Regions from separate parts of the Homo sapiens genome. Here region 2 is linked to region 1. Evidence: chromatin loops called from intact Hi-C (ENCODE). Cell type or tissue: ovary. All regions are shown on one strand. Links, peaks and the distances in the headings refer to the core of each region. The heading gives the core; the rest is flanking DNA.

Evidence for each region. A loop is a pair of places that touch in the nucleus more often than their neighbours do. Peaks named below come from ENCODE experiments on the same cell type or tissue, not always from the same donor. Only the 100,000 strongest peaks of a DNase experiment are listed, where the experiment ranks them.
Region 2: it touches region 1 in a loop (4-fold over the local background); 21 of 110 quality-filtered maps call a loop at or near these places.

What each region holds. Positions count from the first base shown.
Region 1 is chr4:55,553,366-55,556,289 of GRCh38, reverse strand. No RefSeq gene overlaps it. Among named protein-coding and RNA genes, the nearest start is that of CLOCK, 7.9 kb to the right of the region's middle. In ovary, for the core only: a CTCF peak has its summit at 1,637 (motif pointing right); no DNase peak of the experiment used is centred there; H3K4me3 peaks cover 606 bases; H3K27ac peaks cover 611 bases.
Region 2 is chr4:54,969,967-54,972,890 of GRCh38, reverse strand. No RefSeq gene overlaps it. Among named protein-coding and RNA genes, the nearest start is that of LINC02358, 130 kb to the right of the region's middle. In ovary, for the core only: a CTCF peak has its summit at 1,330; no DNase peak of the experiment used is centred there.

The sequences.
Region 1 (2,924 bases), core at 161-2,660:
GAGGTCGGGAGTTCAAGACCAGCCTGACCAACATGGAGAAACCCCCGTCTCTACTAAAAATACAAAAATTAGCTGGGTGTCTTGGCACGTGCCTATAATCCCAGCTATTTGGGAGACTGAGGCAGAAGAATCGCTTGAACCCAGGAGGCAGAGGTTGTGGTGAGCCGATATCACGTCATTGCACTCTAGCCTGGGCAACAAGAGCGTAACTCCATCTCAAAACAAAACAAAACAAAACAAAAAAACAGAATTTGTGTTAAGCCTTTGGTATTTTTCTGTGGTTTATCCTTTTTCTAACACATGTTGGACAAAAACACAAATGTTACAAGACCTTTCTTGCTTACTCACTTCCAAAGAGAACTACAAATTAAAGCAATGTAAGAAAACCATGAAATTTTATTTAAGTCAACACATTTTAAAATCTAGAGACTTAAGTAAAAAGTTTTAAATTTATGGCCATAATGCTTTTTCTTTGGAATCCCTTACCTATTAAAACATTAACCACTTAATAGCATAATGCAATTAATAGATTCTGAAAAGTACATAAAAAACATCTCTATTCATTATTATCGTTCTGAGTAGTTACTATTAAGTTAGAAAATTACTAAGTATTCTCATTAATAGTTAAAGTATAGAATCATTAGAACACTACACCATGTAAGTTTCTAAATCCTGAGCAGAGGTGAGAAAAATATATTGTAGGATGACTTATATTTTAACAGTAATCACAGAAGAATTCATCATGAGAAAATATACATTAGTACACTGCAGAAGGCCTATAGGATGTTTCGTCTTGGCATAATAATGAACATCACTTTTAGAGGAAAGGTTGGTAAATCCAGCATATAATAGTTCAGTAACAGATTTTTTTCTACTTTGTTTGTATTCATGATCCATAATTCTCATTATGGATGTTCACTGATATTTGTAAGAGAATCTAGACTAGGTTTAAATGCCTAGATTACAAAAATAAATTGGTGAGAATTGAGGCAGTTGAACATTGAGTCAAGAAAAGGCTCTTTCTTGCTATTGGTGGGGGTTTAGGGATCTTAGAGGCTACAGAGAATCATGAAGTGGAAGGAAAGTTAAATACACATTTGAGTAAGGTAATGAGAATTTATTTCACCAGGTGAAATCAATTGATCTAATTCTGGGAAGGATTAGGAAAATTCTTCTGAGATACATCTTGGGACTAGATGGAGGAAAGTTCAGAGAGGTCACACACAGTGGTCTTTATTACAGCATTACACACACTTCAGGTAATTATCTAGTTTTATTTATCCAATTCCTGAACCTTCCAGAAATGGATGGATAAGTTACTATTCAGGATAAAAACAGCCGTGGAAATGAAAGGAAGAGCCATCTTCTAAAGTTACAATGTAACTCTAATGCCTATAATGCATATAACATCTAATGCATATAACCATATTTATCAAAATAACATTCATATACATTATTTTCCCCTCCAATTGAAACCAAATGCAGAAATTCCCCCAAATGTAGTCTTTTAAAAAGTAAATACATATTTGTTTTCTTTTTAAAGTTAAAAGAACAAAGGAAATAATAATAGTATTTAGGAGAGCTTAAAAAAGATATCTATTTCCCTTTGTCTTAACTCAGATCCACCAGGTGGCAGTAAGTTTTTACCCACAAACAGTTCTGGAGACTTTGACATTTGTAAAAATAATAAAATTATATCATGTTAGAACTGACTGCTTGTGATTTCAGCCCCGCTCTTTAGCAAAGTGCACACACACATTCTTTTAGCAAGGACTGATTGATGCCTACCAACACAGGTCACTACTACTTCCATACAGTGCTTCATGTATACATTCTCATTTGACTAGGGTAAAAATATTTGTCAGGATATGCAGAAATTATTTAATATGTAATATTGTTCCCCATTTTACTGAATGAATATTCAATGGGGTACAAAGTTAGTTTTTTTAATTGCCAATATTCAGTCATTTTTTGATCTATAAAAATTGATATTTTATCCTAATATTTTTGTCTATTTTTGCCAAGTGTGCTCTATTGAATCTCCCTTCTCTATAGTGCCTTTTTTGTCAAAATGTGGTAAATGTGGTCCTAGAATCAGCAGCATTCCTAAGGAGCTTGTTAGAAATGCAGAATCTCTGGCCCCATCCCAGACTAACTGAATCATAATTTTCATTTTAATGAGATCTCCAGGTGACACGCACATTAAAATTCGAGAAGCACTACACAGCAAATCCTTTAAAGACAACCTGAGCAACTTCTTTTACCCATCCCACAGTGTGGGTTATTAAGTCTGTCTAGTTGAACACTCCAGTGTCAGTTCCAAGCAAACATTCTCTGGCTGAACTCGTGACTTAAGCAACTCTGAAGATGAAAGGTGGGGTTTTTAACCAGTTTTTCCCTCTCCTTTTGAGGCAGGAGAATAAGGTCTGGAGGCAGGGAACCTAAGGCTGTTTCACTCCAACTTCTTAGAGCCAGATTTAAAGGAAAACCCTAACTTGCCATGCCTAAGTAACAAAAGGACCAGAGGCTACTTTGCAAACCCCCACCTTCTGTGCGTGGCAGATGGGAAATTGGCTGTCTGCAACCAATCACACTGCTTGCTGGCTGAGAGTTCGTTTGCAACTTTGTAACTTCACCTTAGCCTCTGATTGCTTGCTTTTGGCAACCACTCAGACCAATTGCAAGCCACCACTTCATGAAATGAAGTGGCCAATGGGAAGCCTCTAGCGGGTATTTGGACCGGAGAAGATTCTGAGCCACTACTCACGCCGGCTCCCACACTGTGAAGTGTACTTTCATTTTCAATAAATCCCTGCTTTCGTTCTTTAGTTGCTTTATTCTTTCTTTGCGGGGCGTTTTGTCCAATTCTTAGTTCAAAACGCAAAGAACTTGGACACCTTGCAGTCAAGACCCTCTATCAGTAA
Region 2 (2,924 bases), core at 288-2,787, 580 kb after region 1:
TATCAAATTTAGATTTCTAGGCTGGGCGCGGTGTCTCACATCTGTGATCCTAGCACTTTGGGAGGCCGAGGTGGGGGGATCACCTGAGGTCAGGAGTTCGAGACCAGTCTGGCCAACATGGTGAAACTCCATCTCTACTAAAAATACAAAAAAAAAAAAAAATTAGCTGGGCATGGTCGTGGGCGCCTGTAATCCCAGCTACTCGGGAGGCTGAGGCAGGAGAATCACTTGAACCCAGGAGGCGGAGATTGCAGTGAGCCTAGATTGCATCATTGTACTCCAGCCTGAGCAACAAGAGTGAAACTCCATCTTAAAAAAAAAAAAAATTAGCTTTCTGAAAGACTTTTTATGATGTCCTTATTTTCTGCTTTTCATCACAGACCAGTGAAAACTTTGTCATGGATCAGGACTGGTTCTTTGACCAGTGTTTGGAAACCAAATATCAATGAACTATTTGCCTAAAATATTTTTCAGGACTAAATCATTTTCTACTTTTGTATTCTCTGCCTAGTGTTGTATTAGTTGGTTTCTAGTTTCAACATTAAAAAAACTATTCATTCCTTTTAGATAAAAGAGATCTATATTCTTCCCCTCTGTAGGTTGATTATTGGCCTAAAATATTTTCTGTTGTTATTATTTCCTTCTTTTTTTTCTTCTCTGCCTTGTGCTATCTGATTTTTTCCTATTTTATGGAGAATGGTTTTACAAGGTAAGGTATCACTCTTCCGTTTGTCGTCTTTGAAACTTATTGCTACCATCTGATATCCTCCTAATTCCTTTTACTCAAGGAGCTTAACGTGCTTTGCATAGTATCCCTTAATCTTCTAATCTAACATTTTCTACTTGGTGGAGGAGGAGGCAGGCATGTAACAAGGCCCAGCTTTGGTGATTTGGGTGTAAAACATTTTCTATCAACTTCTTCTAAATTGCGAACTTCTCCAAGGAGACTATGAAGTTGAGTAATGGGTTCAGGTTGCTTGGGGGACACTTGAATACGGTTCTCTAACTCCTGGCTTCGGTATCCAGAGGCTATTGCTGCCTTTACAAAACTGCTTGGCTGACTAGGTCCTGGGAGAGTTTGTCCCTCTAGTGGTTCCATCTCATTTTTGCAAGGAATAATGTGCCTATCTACCAGAAAATATTTACTGTTAAAAAAAAATAAATGTATTGCTCATGGTAAGAAAAGAATACCATTAAAGGTGTTATTTATTCTTATAAAATCAATTTTGTGATAGGGGTATTCAGCATTTTGCTTTCTTTTTCCTGGAAAGGAGTGAACCCTCACTGTTTCTAAGACGTCAAAGATAGCAAACCGTGCTAAGAACACCACCTAGCGTTTAACTTTGAAGTGACTGCTTGCTGTACCAGGCGACACGATTAATTTTAAGCTTTCCTCATCTGCTAATAAGAGGAAATGGTCCACTGTGTTGATTGTTCATTTTGATTTTTGCTTTGAAATTGAATTTACCTGTGATCTTAGCTTTTGAGTACTAATATTACGTATGTTTTTATTTTCCAGATAAGCGCATGAGCACATGATTTGGTTTTGTTAGTTTAAAAGAGGATTGACTTTGAAGTTCAGGCTCGATGCTCCTGAAAATTGATGAATTAGGTCTCGGATTTCACCATGTCCAACAAGCCTTCCCTGACCTTTCTTCCAAACTGATTTTCTGCTGTATGGCAGTAGCCCCATCTTTCCGTTTTTTAAGACTATGCATAGACATCATCGCCCTTGCTACTCTGAACTATAATTGGCTCCTCACTGTTTCTCATGCAATTGGGAACACATTCCTCGTGGGTATGTACCAGGTTTCAAGACCTGTGGTGTATCCTGAACCTAGCACATGGAGCTGCTTGATCAATACAGTTGAATGAAATGAAGGAATGAATATAAGAAAAAGTTTTTCTAAATAAGATGATAGGGCAGGATTCATTTTTGTCTTTGTAGTTCTCAGCTTTCTCCTATGTTCAGTCAAGTATTCCATCTTGAAATAGCTGAATTTAATTAAACTAACAACTCCATGTAAGATCTTAGCAGGATAACAAAAATCATGGTTTGAGGGCAAAACCTTAAATTCAAAGGTGAATGAAGCTTTGATGATGGTTAGGATACATCTGCCTTTAAAAATTGGGTTACCTGCTCTGTCTGGTAAATTTGAGGCAGACATAACTGTTCTTCTTCTGTACCAACATCCCCAAACACCCTGACCTGTTAAAAAAAAAAAAAAAGTGAAGTTTCTCATTTGCAGCAGGGACTAGAGCACAGGAATGCAAGAGGAATAGAAATGGGAAGTCTGGAAAAGGCAAAATCTCCTTTGAAGAATGTCCAGATCTCCTTCCCAGACCCACTGCTGACCTGGGATAAGTTCCCAATCATTCCCTGAAATTAAAAAATGTAGTCTTCTTGTTCCTTAAAGAGAGATGCTCCTTCTCCAACCCTGAAGATGTGACACAGGACCAAAGTTATTTTCCTACCTGACGTAGAAGCCTGAGGCCTGGCAGAGCCTGCTTCTGTGCCTCTGAGAGTCCAGTTCCTCTGAATCTGACTCAGAAAGCAGCCTTATTTTAACTAGCCAGGCCAGCCTATCCTCTCACTTTCTCCCTACCTAATAGAACCCTGTCTGGGGAAGGAGTAGCCATATATCTATCTGATGTGTGAAAATAATGAAACAAAGAAAAATCCTCTAAATTTCCCAAACTCCTTTGCAGATAGAAGTAGCCAAGTTTTGGCTGGTGAAATAGAAGTGGAAGTTGTTGAGAGGAACTTCCTAGAGAAGCTCCTTAAAAAGGGGTTGACTCCCATGGCATACTGTTTTGTCCACTGCTCTTCTCATTCTTCTTGTCTGGAGCTTGAACAGGATGGCTAGAACTCTGGCAGCCATCTTGAGGCCACTAGACAACCTTTAAAGATGACTGAACAGAAA